2 separate regions of the Homo sapiens genome follow, and region 1 is linked to region 2. The links are chromatin loops, found by intact Hi-C in ENCODE. Cell type or tissue: IMR-90. All regions are shown on one strand.

The links. A loop is a pair of places that touch in the nucleus more often than their neighbours do. Peaks named below come from ENCODE experiments on the same cell type or tissue, not always from the same donor. Only the 100,000 strongest peaks of a DNase experiment are listed, where the experiment ranks them.
Region 1: it touches region 2 in a loop (2.6-fold over the local background); 5 of 110 quality-filtered maps call a loop at or near these places.

The regions. Positions count from the first base shown.
Region 1 is chr15:68,438,230-68,446,229 of GRCh38, reverse strand. No RefSeq gene overlaps it. Among named protein-coding and RNA genes, the nearest start is that of ITGA11, 10 kb to the right of the region's middle. In IMR-90, no CTCF peak of the experiment used is centred here; no DNase peak of the experiment used is centred here; H3K27ac peaks cover 1,441 bases; H3K27me3 peaks cover 632 bases.
Region 2 is chr15:68,534,579-68,542,578 of GRCh38, reverse strand. It overlaps a transcript of CORO2B not described here. Among named protein-coding and RNA genes, the nearest start is that of CORO2B, 40 kb to the left of the region's middle. In IMR-90, a CTCF peak has its summit at 3,327 (motif pointing right); DNase peaks (open chromatin) are centred at 5,698 and 6,038; H3K27ac peaks cover 1,466 bases.

The sequences.
Region 1 (8,000 bases), 96 kb after region 2:
TCACTCATTATTTAAGCCCATTTGGGTTCAGTTTTCTGGAGCTTGAAGACAAAGCATCACAATTGATGTAATCCTTCCTGTATTTGGCACTCTTACCCTCTTCCTATTGCAATCGATAGTTGTCAATTTTCCTGTCAATCTCTCATGTCATTTCAGTTGTAGCTTTTTTTTTCTTTTAATTTGTCCTTCTCTCTGTCTAGACATTAAACTTTTTGAGAGAGGGAGGGTGTCTGTGCTCCCTAGATCTGTGCCTGGGACATAGCACACACCCAACAAATATGTGATGAATAAATGAATGAACAAATCTCCTAGTCCTCAAGTTGTTATTAGATAAGACCGAATAAAATCACTATGCCAGCAGTAGGTGGTTTTGAATTGGAAATTCTAGAAGATTCACCAGAAGATTCTTGCTGAGTTTTATGAGATATTATCAAAGGCCATCATTAGGAAATGACATTGTCATATTTTGATTTTCACTTCCAAGTTTGGAAGCTTGAGTAATCTAGGTAAATTCTTCCTGTAAAGGGAACTTAAAAAACTGGACAAAATATTTTCCAAAACTCAGCTTGAAAGAATGAGAAAACTATTAAGGTAGTAAAAAGAATTACTGGACTGAGATCTGAAAGAGAAAGGAAACTCAAAGACGTAAGCCTGGCATTTGGGGCTGCTTTTGCCCTGGAGGCATTTGCAAATCTGGAAGATGTGGCTGAGACTGGGAAACATTTTTGACGGTATTTGTGGGTAGGAGAAAAAGTTGTAGTTCAGGGTCTGCCAAAGTGGGGATCACAGTAAATCCTTAACACCTTAAAACCCTAAAGGGCTTTGCCCTAAGAGTGAGAGGGATCTGTCAGTACACCAGTCCTCACATAGACTGTAACCCAGCCTTTAAATGCCTGGGTACCCAAAAAAGTCTCAACTTCTGTAACATTATTAACAGGATTAAGGTGATCTGAGTGGTGTCAAGAACCTAGCAGAAGCAAATTATTATCTTTGGAAGATAAAATTCAAGTTCTCAATTTATTTTTTACAAACAATTTTCAAGTACAATGACCTGTGCACAAAGATAATGAATCACATGAGGAACAAGACTATATATATATATATATATATACACACACACACACACACACACACACGTATATATGTACATTATATATGTACATGTATGTGTGTATATATGTATGTATATATGTATATGTATGTATATATATACATATATATACATGTATGTGTGTGTGTGTATATATATACATATATATATATATATATATACATCAGAGGAAACAACATACAATATAAATAAATCATAAGGACTCCAGTTTCTCAGACCCAGACTTTAAAATAATAATTTTTACTGTGTTTGAGTAGATAAAAGACAAGATTTAAAATTTTACCAGAGAATTTGTAAAGAACCAGATGGAAAATTTTAAACTAAAAAATTAAATAATCAAAATTAAGAGCTTAAAGAATGGATTTTGACTCAGCTGAGGAAGACTTAATAAGTTGAAAGATAGAGAAGAAGAATATATCCAGAATGAACAATAGGAAGAACAAATTGAAAAATGCAAGGAGAAGATGAGATACAATAAGATTTGGTTAGAAATTCTGACAAGTGTTTAGTTGGAGTCCCAGTGGTAGAGGAGAGAGAAAATGAGATGGACACAATGTTTGAAGAGATAATGACTGAGAATTGTCCTAAACTGATGAAAGGCTTAAATCCACAGATAAAAGAAGCCAAATTAATCTCAGGAGAATAAGTAAAAATAAACCCACAACATAGCAAAGTTTCTCTAAACCAAAATTAAAAAGAAAAATCTTAAAGGCAGCTATAGAGAAAAAAAAGACATTTTACATTCAAAGGAGCAAGGATTAAACTGAAAATGGACTTTTCAACCAAAACAAGAATTGGAAGACAATGAAATGATAGTTTCAATGTGCTAAAAGAAAAAACAATGCCAGTCTAGAATTTTGTGCCCAGAGAAAATATCCTTCAAAAATAAAAATGAAATAATGGCATTTTCATACAAACAAGAACGGAGAGAATTTGACATCAGAAACTCTAGTCCTAAAGGAAACACTAAATAATATTCTTCTGGCAGGAGAAAAATGAACCCATATGGAAAGTTGAAGATGAAAGAAAAGCCAGAAAAATGGTAAATATGTAGATAAATCTAAATTTTGACTGGCTGCAAAAAAAAATATCTCCTGGGGTTTAAAATACAGAGAGAATAAACAAAAATAATTGTTTTTGAATCAGGAGGGTAGCAACTGTGGGGTAAATGTTCCAAGGCCCCTGCATTGTCTGAGAGGAGGACAAAAATTATAATAAAATTAATATTAGTGCTTTATCAAGCAAACATACATGCTGGAGTCTCAAGGAAACATTAAAGAATAGCAAATGAGTTGATTACTTCCAACATAGCAGAGAGGAAATAGAATAATTACAAATGATCTATCCAAAAGAAAGAAACAAAGAAAAAGGAGTATAAATCAAGCAGGACAAATAAAAAATCCTATGATAGTAGATTTCAAGGTGAGTATAGAGGCATTAAAATTAAATGTAAATAAACTAAGTGCTCCAATTTTAAAAAAAGTTGAAGAGTTTAAATTTAAAAACAGTTACATGCTGCTTACATGAGATAGGTCTAAAACACAGATATAGAAAGGTTGAAAGGAAAAGAGTGGGAAATGACAGAGAGTCCATGCAAACACTAACTGAAAAAAGGCAGTGAAAACGTGTTCATATCAGACAAAATAGACTGTAAGGCAAAAAGCATTATTAAAAATAAAGACCCTTGTAATAATATAAGGTTCAATCACTAAGAAGATATGATAATTCAAAATCTGTACACATCTAACTACTTAGCCTAAGCATCTATAAAGCAAAAATCAACAGAACTACAAGGAGAGACACAATTCTACAATATTTGAGGGAGATAATTTTGCTTATTTTGTTATAAGAAAATAGCACTTTGTTAACTATGGGCCAAGCACTTTTCCACACACTTCACATGTGCTAGCTCATTCAACCCTCACAACTGTGGCATGCAGTAGGCACCCTCACTTACTAGGTGAGAATTCTGAAGCACGGAAAGCTTAAGTAACTTGCCCAAAGTCACAGAATTGGTAAAGTATCAGGGCTGAGATTTGAAACCAAGCATTCTAGCTCTGGAGTGTTACTGACATTAACACTACTCTCTTAGTAACTGGCAAAAGCACACAGGCAAAACTCCATCAGGGCAGGAGGTTTGGCCGTAGTCCTATATTCTCTATGACAGTAGCTCTTCTAAGCCCAAATTTGTGGCACATTAATGTCTAGCAGTGGGTTGTCATGAGGTTGAAATGAGATCACGTGTTTATAAACTGGAAAATGCTGTAAAAATGTTAGTTCTGTTGCTTTACTTTTGATCTCCTATTTTATTTGATTTTCAGGTGATTTTATGTTTGTGGTATCCACTTTTGTTGTCATCCCTTCAGATCCCTATTGCAAAAAGTTAGAATATAAATAACTGATAAATTGTTGTTGCATCACAGTTTATACAGCTGAGTATCAAAATGTTTGTGTCAATAGAATCTGAGTTAAACACATTAAAGGGTCACATATTGATGATGCTTTGGGATTTTTTTCATCCCACACGTTGTGTGATTCTGCTTCTGGGATATCAATACACTTAATGAAGGATGGAATGACCGGAGAGCTGGTGTGGGACCCTATGCAAGTTACTGACCTTCTCAAGCCCATTGTAAACTGCCCACTGCCTTCACAGGGCTTCAGGGAGGGTTACGGGAGACATAATTGGGAAAGCCCCTTGAATTATATACAGAGCTAAACAAATGTCAGTCATTGTTAAGAATCTCAAAATGATGCAGAGAGTTCAACTAGTCTGTTGCATGCTGTTTCATGTGTTGTTAATAATAACAGCTAACATTTATTGAGAGCTTGTCATGTGGCAGGCACTGTGCCAAGCCCTTCCAAGGCTGTGTTTCATCTCTTCCTCACAGTGGCCCAAGATGCAGAGCGGTCAAGGGCACTGCAACCAGATTGCTTGACACCATCTCCAGGCCCCACCATGTTACCAGCTGAGTGTCCTTGAGCAAGATAAGGTTCCTTTCGTGCCTCGGTTTCTTCATCCGTAAAATGAGAATAACAATAACACCAACTTCATAGAGCTGTGATTATTGGATGAGTTAATGTATGTCAAGTGCTTAGAAGTGCATCTGGCACTCTGTAAGAGTTTGCTGTTTTATCATTTTTATTTTATAGGCAGTAAATTGTTGTAAGTGGCAAGTCACCCAGCTATTGAGGGGCCAGGCTGGGATTCTAATCCAGGTCTCTCTGACCACAGAGCCTATGTTTAACTACTAAACTTCCTAGCCAGCAGCCCCAGGAGCAACTTCAGAGGCCATCAGCCATTTGCAGAGCCTGTTTTGAGGCTCTGCAAAGACCAGGGAAAATGCTAGCTCCATTTCCCTTGCAATAATCCTCCAAATGATGCTTGATTTTTGGCCTTCTCTGAGGGGAACACTCCCAAGAGGCCTTAAGCCCAACACTTGCACCCACATTTTTCTCACTAACGCTCAGCAGAGAAAAAATGCTCACAGAAGCATTTGTTACCCAAACATTAACTAAAACACCCACACACATCATACCTCCACCCCTCCTCCACACCACCACTTGGCCTCTGCCCCCAGCTGCAAATTTCCTGGGATATGTTTATTTCTGGGACATGCTTGGGGATGAGCAGGAGCAGCTGGGGTAGTCTGGGAGAACCTTCCCTGGAAGAGCAAGAAGTTTGTCCTCTTTGCAGAAGTAAGTGTAGATGAGCAGTCTCTAAGCCGGCACCCACTGGTGGCTGCCCCAGCCTAGGCGGCATTTGATCCCAGGAACAAGGCCAGCCCTTCAATCCTGTGATGAAGGGGAAGTAGAGGATGGCTGCATCTTTTTTATCTTCTGGCAACTGGGCTACTGAGGCTGACTAACAAGGCTGGCTGGAGGTGGAGATTAGCTAGTGGGTTTCATTAGTGCTCATACTGTTAGGAACTTTTTTATGGTTTGTCTTGGGTTGTGTTCCCCTATCTTCTGCTCTTCAAATTCCAAGATCAGTTATGCAACTTGTGATATTCAGAAATTCCTGCACACCCTTCCAGACTGAGGTCACCAGCCCAGAAGGCTAGGACCAGCTCTCAGCTAAATGGAGAAACATAACACGCTAATTTTTATCATTCCCTCAGCTGCCTTTCTGAAGGTCTACTTTCTCCTCCTGGACCCTTGAGCTGCACGAGAGCTGGTGCTCCTGACCCACACTCACTAAAAAATCATATCTTTTCTCTTCCCTATTAAAACTCCTCCTCTGTTCAGGGAACTTGGGGAAGAAAAGGATGTGATAAATAAGTTCACACTACAGGTGAGTGGTTGATATTAGTTTAATAGGTTAATCGACTTCCCAAAGAGGATATTCTTTTTCAAGGGGTGTACCCAGAGCCAGAAACTCAAACAGCAGAGTTTCTGGCATTCCCAGACATCCCAGTTGCTTGGACAGATGTAGGCAAGTCTGGAGGCAATATAATTAGCATGGTTTGGAGGCACTATCAGTGTTGCTCCCTCAACTCTGGGGTTCAAATCCTGACACTGCCACTTTCTCGCTACAAAAATTGGGGCAAGTTGCTTCACTTCTCTAAACCGTTTGCCATAGGTTGGGCTTTCTTGGAAGTAGACTCTGATATAAGGGCTTAAGTGTAAGTTGTTTTTTGGAGGAAGTGATCCCAGAGAGCACTGTCAAGGCAATGAAGAAATAAGACAAGGAAGGAAGCTAAGGGTGCAGCAGTGAGCAGGTTACCACTCTGGGTGACTGGGGTGCAATCCCACTGGGCACTCTTTGGAGATTGTTGGAGAACACACCTCAGAGTGGTCCCTTGGAGGGGAGGGAGCTGGGGTACCTGTCCACCAGCTCCCATCGGTCACTGGTTGAGGACTGCTCCCATTAATGCCTCACCATGCCCAGTCTGCTGAGAGGTGGTCCAGGGGCTGGAGAACACCCTTGGGCTTATAGTTGGAGGCCATAAGATCTGGCTTTCACAGGAATGGTGAATGCCAAGGGAATATATTGGAGTGTTGACAGAGACTCAATGCCATCCATTCAGTGGGAATAAAAAGACCCACGGTATGCTGAGGGATTGAATGAAGTCAGGTAGAGCATGCAGCACAGTGCCTGGTCCACGGTCAGGACTTCATCAGTCATGGTTATAGGTCCTGTTATTCATATTCAGGGGATGCTGGGTACTACCCAGAGAGGAGTGTGTGGTTTGTTTTGGAGAGAGTTAGGAAAGAAAATAAGGAAGGCAGGAGTAAGCCCCCATTAAATAGGGCCTTGAAGGGCAGGCAGGGCACAGGTTTGATCCTATGAGCAGCAGGGCTGCGGGGTGATGCAGGGCGCTTGGGTGAGCAGAGGACATAGCACCTGTGGAGCCCAAGGTGGGGAAAGACGTCATCTTTATGGGAGCTCAAGTGATGCCTATGAAAGCACAAGATGCCTTCAGGGAGTGTGAGGAGGCATCTGAAAAATGATCCATGAGGCAATGACACCTCCTTCACAGAAACTTCTTCAACTGGTAGAAAGGCCACAGGCTTCTGTCCTTCTGACTGGCGTGGACGCAGTCCTACCCTAGTCTCCCCCACCTCCTGCAAAAATCTCCAAAGGCTTCTCATTACCTATCAAATGAAAGCCATACTCCTCATTATGACATTAAAAATCCCCCACAATGTGACTCCAAATTATTTTTCAACTCTTGTCTTTTTATCACTCCTTCCCCCCAACCCCGCAAAAAATTTGATCATCCCCAAAGAAAAAGATTAAAATGTAAAACTTTATCAGAACCTTATTTATAGCCAGAGAGTGTCCTCCAGGGGATCTGTCCCTGGCATTTGAGACAATGCTGGCTGCAATGGCTCATAACCTTTAGGCAACATCTGAAAGTGGTAGAAAGAACCAACACTGCTCTGAAAAATAATGGAAAATGGTATCTTCAAAATATACGGGGTCATCTGTACCTTTGAGGTTTACTTAAGGAAATGTTTCTCTTCTTTAACATGGATTTGATTGTGTTGGATCTGAAGAATATTGTTTATTATTGCTGCATGTGTATGTATGCATGCATGCATGCATGCGTGTGTGTGTGTGTGTGTGTGTGTGTGTGTGTGTGTGTGTGTTCCCATCATGCCCACTGAAAGCCCACTGAAAGAGAGGGGGCAAATGTGCACATTGCCTCCTCTGCCAATGGAGAGACTTAATAGTTGACCAGACTTAGACCAAAGAAGTGGCTTCCAAGGAAGTCAGGAGTTAGGAATCATGAGGCAAACTCCCTTTCTCCAAATACACCAGAGGGAGCTTACCCTTAAAGGGGCGGGAACCTGAGACTTGGGTTTACGCTGTTCTCACACTTCTGCCACCTCTGACTATTCCTCACTCCCTGGAAACAGCTCAAATGCTGACTCTTTTGCACAGACTCTGGTAGGCTTGCATTTCCTCTACTTAGAATGTTCACGTCACCTCTGAAAAACTCCTATTACCAAGGCCCACTCTGAGGTGACCTCCTTCTCTGGCCCTCCTATGTGCTTCTCTGGCTCTCTGTTCACACTTCTATTTTAGCCCTTCTCACAGTCCCATTTACCATCCAGTGCCAAAAAGCAACGAAACCAAGTGGTTAGGAGCTTGGGATCTGGAATCAGGCAAGACCAGGTTCAAATCCTGGGTCTTCCTTTTACAAGTTCTGAAACCTTACCTCTCTGATCCTCAAGTTCTTCCTCTGTAAAAGGCAGGTATAATTGCACCACTTTGTAGGGCTGTCATGAAGATTAAAGGAAATGTGAGGAAAGCATCCAGCTCCATAAGTGATCAATAAATGGGAGGTGTTGTTTTGATTATTACCGTTCATGTTTGTCTCCTCTCCTAGATTAGGAGCTTTGTGGAGAGGCAATAACACATCTGGTTTGTCACTCTAAC
Region 2 (8,000 bases):
GCTCTTATTGATTTTAAGGGTGGTTGTTGTTAGCACAGCTTAACCTAGCCTATCCTGACTAACACAGAAATTTGTACTTAGAAGTGAAGTGCTGTTAAAGCAAAAAACAATGAAAAGATGCAGTATTCTCTTAGAGATTCAGTGGCAGCAATAAGGAACTGATGTTGGAAGCTGGAGAGATAGCTATCCATGCAGTGGAGAAACATTTGGTGAAACTCTCACCTGTAATTACTTGAAATGTAGGGAAAGAAGTTTGAAGACAGAAATTGAGTAGTGTGTTTTGCTTGCTGTTGGCTGCATTTGGCAAAGTACTGCAAACGAGATGAGTTCAGAAATTGATTAAGGATGGGTCAGCCTAATACATGAGTGCTTATGATAGGATCAAATTTGGATCCTTTGGGGTCTTTTGCTTCCAGCCAAGAAGTAGTAAGAGACTGGATTTACTAGCCCACCTGAAACAACTAAAAATATGAAACACTGATTTTCAAGACACCAGACCTCAGGCAATGAAGTCATCCCTAAGACGCAACAAACAAATGAGACAGTCCCTGTGACCGTCCCAGCTTGCTGCCTTGAGAGAGTTTCCAGGCCACGGTGCAGGGAGAAGGAACACAGGCGGGTCCCACAGACTCCCTGGGTTGAGAGGGTGGAAGGAACTGAATGTAAGGAGGCCCAGGCTGTCAGAGTTCGCAGGGCACAGGACTGGAGAGAAGAGAGCCACACAGACGGAGAACTCCAAAGAGCCACCAAGGGTCTCCCTCAGGCATTTAGCAGAGTTTGATCAGCACCTGCGTGTGAGGAAGCCCCATGAGCCAGCGAAAGAATCACCCGAAAGGGTTAGAAGGAACAGCACCAGAAGCTCATGCGGGGCCAGTAATAGTACCTGCTCTCCAGCCAGACTGAAAAAACTCATAATTCATAGGGCACTGGACAAAGCACTCAGGAGGATCTTGTTTTAGTAGCTGGGGATGATTAGCTCTAGATGTTGTTTTGCTGAAACTAACTCACCACTGGCACTGTGATTATGGTATTGACTGCAGTGATATAGATTCCTTCGAGTTCAGCTTATTATCACCTTGTGTTGTATGATGATCCAACTCCCCCATCACCTTTTCCTCCATCCAAACTACTCTAAAGCCTTTGTTCATATAGCATTTTTGATGTCACTGAGTATGAACTCATTTATGTACTATATCCTTCTGATGCTAGTCCTTAAAAATAAAATAGTACTACTTGGTGCCAATAGGACTCTTACTCAAATGAACATGATGACCCTGAAATCACATTATGGTCCTTAGTTATAAGATGTTAAATAGATCAATGATTTTCTTCCTTTTTTTATTTGAGACAGGGTCTGGCTCTGTCACCCAGGCTGGAGTGCAGTGGCACCATTTTGACTCACTGCAGCCTCCACCTTTCAGGCTCAAGCCACCCTCCCACCTCATCCTCCCGAGTAGCTGTGACTATAGGCACACACTACCACAACACCTGGCTAACTTTTTAATATTTTATGTAGAGATGGGGTTTTACAATATTTCCCAGGCTGGTCTCGAACTGCTGAGCTCAAACTATTTGCCCATCTCAGCCTCCCAAAGTGTTGGGATTACAGGTGTGAGTCACTGTGCCCTTGCAGAGGATCTGAAAAGTCACGACTATTTTCATAATAATCCTCTTTTTTTACTGTATTAAAATGTGTACTGATGGTACAGAAGCAAAGGTGGCTAAAACTGCTGGTGCTTTTAGCGTGAATTAGGGCAGACTATACTGACAGTCACTGACTCTCTGTGTGTGTGTTTGTGTGTGTGTTTTAACCACCATGCACTTGCAGTTTAAAAAAAAAGCCAACTTTACTTAAGAATGTTCTTGATGAGGCAGTTAAAATTATTCATGTTATTAAATATTGACCCTTAAGTACTTGCCATTTTAATATTCTAACTCAGTGTGACAAAATGGGAAAATGTATACAGCAGCTCTGCTGCATACAAAAGCATGGTGATTGTTTAAATGAAAGGGACTGGTGAGACTGAGTTGTGAGCTAAACTGCACATTTTTCATTGAACACTGGTTTTGCTTGAAAAACAGATAAGGTAAAGTTAATCAGACTTGTGTATTTGGCAGACATTATCTTGAAAATAAATGAAAGGAGCCCACCACTTCAAGGAAAATAATTGACAATCATTGCTGCCAATTATAAAATTCAAAATTTCAAGTGCAAATTAGAATTTTGGAAAACTTGCATCTGCTACTGTGGGATTGACAGCTTCCCAATACATTGTGATGGGTCGTGATGTTAAGTAATGTTGTTTTTTAAATATTGTATGATTAAATGTGTCAATATTTGGAAGATCTACATAATTCAGTGAACTAATATTTTCCAGGTGATCAAAGTATGATGTTTCAAAATCATGCACAGGCAAAAATCCATTTAAAGTGCAAGGTTGACAAATGGATTTTAATGTTACAGAGTATGAAAACATACTGATGTGATTTCAAATTCCACATTGCAACTAATCTTTAAGAAATTCCTACTAGTTGAGTTTTGGTGCATGGTTAAGGGAGAATATCTACAATTATCTTCAAAAACTGTTAAAATACTCCTCCCTTTTTCAACTGCACGCTTGCGTAAAGCCAGATTTTCTTTATATACTTTAACCAAAACAACATACCACGATAGATTGACTGCAAAAGCAGGAAGGAGAATCCAGCTATCTTCTATTAACCAAACAGCAAAGAGATTTCCAAACAATGTCACTCATTCTATTACTTTTGTTTGTTTGGGACAATACAAATACTTTGATTAAAATATGTGAATACATAATATGTTTATTGCTGTTATTTAAAAATGCATTAATAAGTATTTCAAAATGTTCTGTTTTTCTATTATGATAAATATTATTATTACTATTATTTATTTGAGACATGGTCTTGCTCTGTCACCCTGGCAGACTCAATCTTGGCTCACTGCAGCCTCAGCCTCCCAGGCTCAAGCGATCTTCCCACCTCAGCCCCCTGAGTAGCTGGGACTACAGGCACACGCTGCCACGACCGGCTAATTTTTTTTTATTTTTAGTGGAGATGGGGTTTTGCCATGTTGCCCGGGCTTGTCTGGAGCTCCTGAGCTAAAGTGATCTGCCTGCCTTGGCCTCCCAAAGTGCTGGGATTACAGGTGTGAGCCACTGCACCTGCCATGATAATTATTGATAGACATATCTCATATGTTCCAGTTATCAATTTACTGACTCTCAGTTCCAAATTTATCCTTCACTACCAGCTCTGCAAAAATGGAGATGGGCCCATTAAATAGTTTTCTTTTGCCAGCTGGCACAGTGGTAAGCGTTGTCAGTAGAGGGCGCTACAGAGACATAGCAGAAGGAAGGGATTTTCCCTCACTGTTCTCTCAGCAGGCTCCTGCAGCTTGTGGCTTCTCTAGAGCCCAGCTCTGCTGTCTTGTGGCTAGCCTTTATCTTTGGTTACTGGACTGTCTCCTATGCCTCTAGAAGCCTGTGGGCATTAAATAGCTTAATACACTTCAATTATAATGCAAACATTTGAATTTTGACACAAAAACTGAGATGTAAAAGTGTGATTACTGTTCTGTGGTATAAAAATGTAAAAGGATTAACGGTTTTTCAAACCATCAACACCTCAGGACTTTAGCCAACTGACCTCTTAGAAATGAAGATTCCCTGGCCATATCTCCTTCCCTGATCAAATAAAGTGAGACCCAGATCCATGAGAACCTACAGGCTACTGGAATGACACCTCTTTAGAATGTGAGAAGTCCTAATAGGTCCAGGGATCCTCTTCTCTCCCAGTAGGTCTGGGGAGGTTGGGAGATGACAGTAAAGCTGGGTTTTTTTTGTTATATTAATAAACTTGTGAGTTTCTTCTCTCTAGGTAAAAGCTTTTTCATTTAAAGTGAACTTGAAGACTGGACTTAAATCAAAATAATGAAGAGAAAGGACCAAAATGGGGCCAAATCAGCTGGGACAATGTGAGCTCTGACCATGCAGAGAAAAAAGGAGAGCAATTCATATGCTGAAGCCACCGCAGACTCCAGTAGTGGATGCCAGGGCAACGCCCAGGACCTCCTCACAGTCACCAGCCCAGGGTACACCCAGGACCAGCCCCTCCGCAGCTGAGGCCAGAGGTTCCAGAGGGCACATACTGTGTCAGTCTAAAGCCCCAACTCTCCTGTACTGCCACATCCTGTGTATTTTTACCGAATGAAGCCAAGCATAGCTTTGAAAATATACATTATTTTATGCAATTAAAAGTTACTGAGGGGCAGGTGGGCCTCCTGGAAAGCTGTGGCTATTCCCCTCTTCCTCCACACACACCAGGAATCTCAGGGGAGGCAGAGAAAAAAAGGAGAAAGGGAAAAAATTATTGGGATCAATTAAATTGTAGGGTTTCTTGCTTCTGTTACCCAATGGATAGTGATTTGAAGGAGATCCGATCAATTACTAGAGAAAAAAACAAAATTATATATTTCTCTGAATAGTTAAAGGTAACGTAAGTAAATGTGTGACTTTGCTACTTGGATATACTTAATTGTTCCACCTAGATGATACCTACTCTATGAACAAGGCTCCCCGCCACACACCAGAGAGCTGATGCTCAACACATACTTATTAAATGGAACTTACTAAGCTCCAACCATGTATTCTATAGCAGGAGTTGGCAAACTTTTTCTGTACAAGACCAGATAGTAAATATTTTAGGTTTTGCCACAGAGGATCCCTGTAGCAACTACTCAAGTCTGCTGTTGTGGCTTAAAGGCAGCCATAGACAATATGTAAACAAGGCCGTGTTCCAAGAAAATTTATTTAAACACTGCATGTTCTTACTTATAAGCGGGAGCTGAACAATGTGAACACGTGGGCACAGGGAGGGGAACAACACACACTGGGGCCTGTGGGGGAGGCGGTGGGGAGGGAGAGCATTGGGAAACATGGCTGACGCATGCTGGGCTTAATACCTAGGTGACGGGTTGACAGGTGCAGCAAATCACCATAGCACACATTTACCTACGTAACAAACCTGCACACCCTGCACATGTACCATAGAACTTAAAAAAAATTAGCAAAAAGGTCCCAAAACTTTATTTACAAAAACAAGCAGTGGGCTAGTCTGACCTACTACAGCCATGGGCTGTAGTTTGCTAACCTCTGCCCTAAGTCATAGCAGCCAGAGTGCCCATGCTATTGCCTAGTAGTCTCTGGAGAATAATGGCCTCTCCTCTTTCACCCTCCAGATCTCATGTGAGTGTCCTCACAGCCAACTCTAATCCAGAACCACCCTGAAGGGAACTCTGGGAAATGTAGTTCTTGGCTTCTCCTCTTCAAGAGGGTGGCAGTGATGCTAAATTGACAACAGGTAATCCAGCATACCAAGGTGTCTGAATCACCTAAGATTTACAGGCCAAGGTGCCAGGATGACAGAAACCAACTTTTCAGAATCACCTATTGTTCTTTGGATTAAAACACTAGATTAGGCTTGTGTGTGAGTGACACAAAATCCAAAATAAAAGTGCTTCAGTGAGGCAATTTAATTCTGCCTCACATCAGGTAGGTTTGGGGTGGTGCTCCACAGTGGCAGGAGCTCCTTCAATCTCGATACACCACCATTCGTGGTTTCCCTGCCAGCATCACTTCCTGGCTCCAGGTGGCTGCAGGAAGCAGGCCAACATTCCAGCCAATAGGAAGGAGGAAGGGCTGATGAAGGGCATAGCCCCTCCATTTACAAATATTTTCCAGAAAGTGTCTCTGCCACTTCTGTTTCCATGTCATTGGCCAGACCTTAGTCACAAGGACAAACTTAGCTGCAAGACAGAATGAGAAATTGACTTTTTATTTCAGTTTTTATTCAGAAATTTAGTTTTTAGCTGGCCATGTCACAGCTAAAAATCAGTGGTCTATGACCAAGGAAGAAAAAACAAATATTAAAACACTATCAGTGGTCTTTGACATACCAAAGTATCACAATCACACTTTGCAAAGGCTAAGATTCTGAAACCACATCACGTTATTACAGGCCAGTGTTACAGAGTTGCATCATATTCTTACAGGCCAACGTTCTGAAATGCTGTGCTATTATAGACCAGGGATTCTGAATCACTTAAGATTCTCATTGGCTAAGGTTCTAGAATTAAATAGCAGTTTTTTAGGCCAAGATTCCAAAGTCACATAAGATTCCTACAAGCCAAGATTCAAAATCACAAAACCTAATAAACCAACCTTTGCAAGTCACATGAAATTCTTGTGATCAAGCATCCAGAAATATATGAGATTTCTAAAGAACAAGTTCCAAACTCATGCAAGATTCCTACCAGCCAACGTACATGGAGATCAAGATTCCAAAATTAAACTGAACTTCTTGTAGACTAGGCTTCCAGACTCACACAATATTCTTGTAAAGCAAGTTTCTGACGCCATACAGTGTGATTATAGTGCTATTCTGACAGCTATGATCCTGGAATCAAACATATTTTCTATTTCAAGCCAAATTTTCAGAATCACATAATGTTTTAATAAACTAAGTTTTCAGAACCATATAAGTTTATTATAAATCAAGTTTCCAGAAGCACACAAGGTTATAAATGACATAACATTATTAAAAGCCAAAATTACAAATCATATATCATTTTTAAAGGTCAATGTTCCAGAATCACCTGAAGTTCTTTCAACCATTGTATCTAGAAACACACAGCATTCCTAGAGGCTAACATTCCATAAATCCATACAATTCTTACAAACCAAGTTTCCAGAATCAAACGATGTTCTTAAATAACCTGAGTTCTTGAATCCTACATACTGCTTGTAGATGACATTCCTGGTCTCTGGTTCCTAAGTCTCCCAAATGAGCTAGCGATTGAAGTTGACTGTGTCCTCCCAAATTAAGATTCACAAAATATTACCTTTTTCAATGCCAGTGGCAGGTGCTCTCTCTCTCTCAGGAACCCCAACAGATTCTAGAAATGTCCTACGAGAGACAGGAGGAGCAGAGTGGTATCAACACTGTATGAAAGCTTAATAATAATAATAATAATTAGAACAACATTTATTCAATGTCTACCATGTGCCTCATACTAAGTTCCTGACATACTTCATCTCATTTAACCACCCCAGCAACTCTGTGGTTGACTTATCTTTGTAATTAGTTATCATCAATATTCTCATTTTATAGATTAAAAAATCCAGCCTCAGAAAGATTAGGTAAATTGACTAAGGTCATACAACTATGAAGTAGCAGATTCCAAATTATAACCTTGGTTGTTGATTCCAGGGCTACAGAGAGATGCCTCCAGCGTTGAGGCAGAACATAGGATAAGGGTTTCTTTTATTAGGCCTCTACCTTTGGGATCAAAACTGCTAAATTCCAACAGAAACATGATCAAAGGAACCATCTGAAGAAATGATCCTTCCTCGGGGTGGGCAAAAGGTGAGGTGCCTAGGAGACTCAGAGAGGCATACATCTAAATAAGGTGGTGATATGGTGTGGCTGTGTCCCCACCCAAATCTCATCTTGAATTGTAGCTCCCATAACTCTCACATGCTGTGGGAGGGACCCAGTGGGAGATAACTGAATCATGGGGACAGTTTCCCCCATACTGTTCTCATGGTAGTGAATAAGTCTCACAAGATCTAATGCTTTTATAAAGGGAAACCCCTTTTGCATGGTTCTCATTCTCTCTTTTGTCTGCTGCCACATAAGATGTGTCTTTCGCCTTCCGCCACGATTGTGAGGCCTCCCCAGCCACATGGAACTGTGAGTCCTTTAAACCTCTTTTTCTTTATAAATTACCCAGTCTTGGGTATGTCTTTATCAGCAGCATGAAAATGGACTAGTACAGCTAGTCAGGATGAAGCTTCCAGTGCATTCTCATGTAACATAACCCATTGTGTTGGAACATGTAGGAAGAATGAATGCATTGGCTAAGCAGCTGTACCCTTCAGCGTGTTTTCAAAGGGTAAGTTAGCAGTCTTTAATTGGCAGTA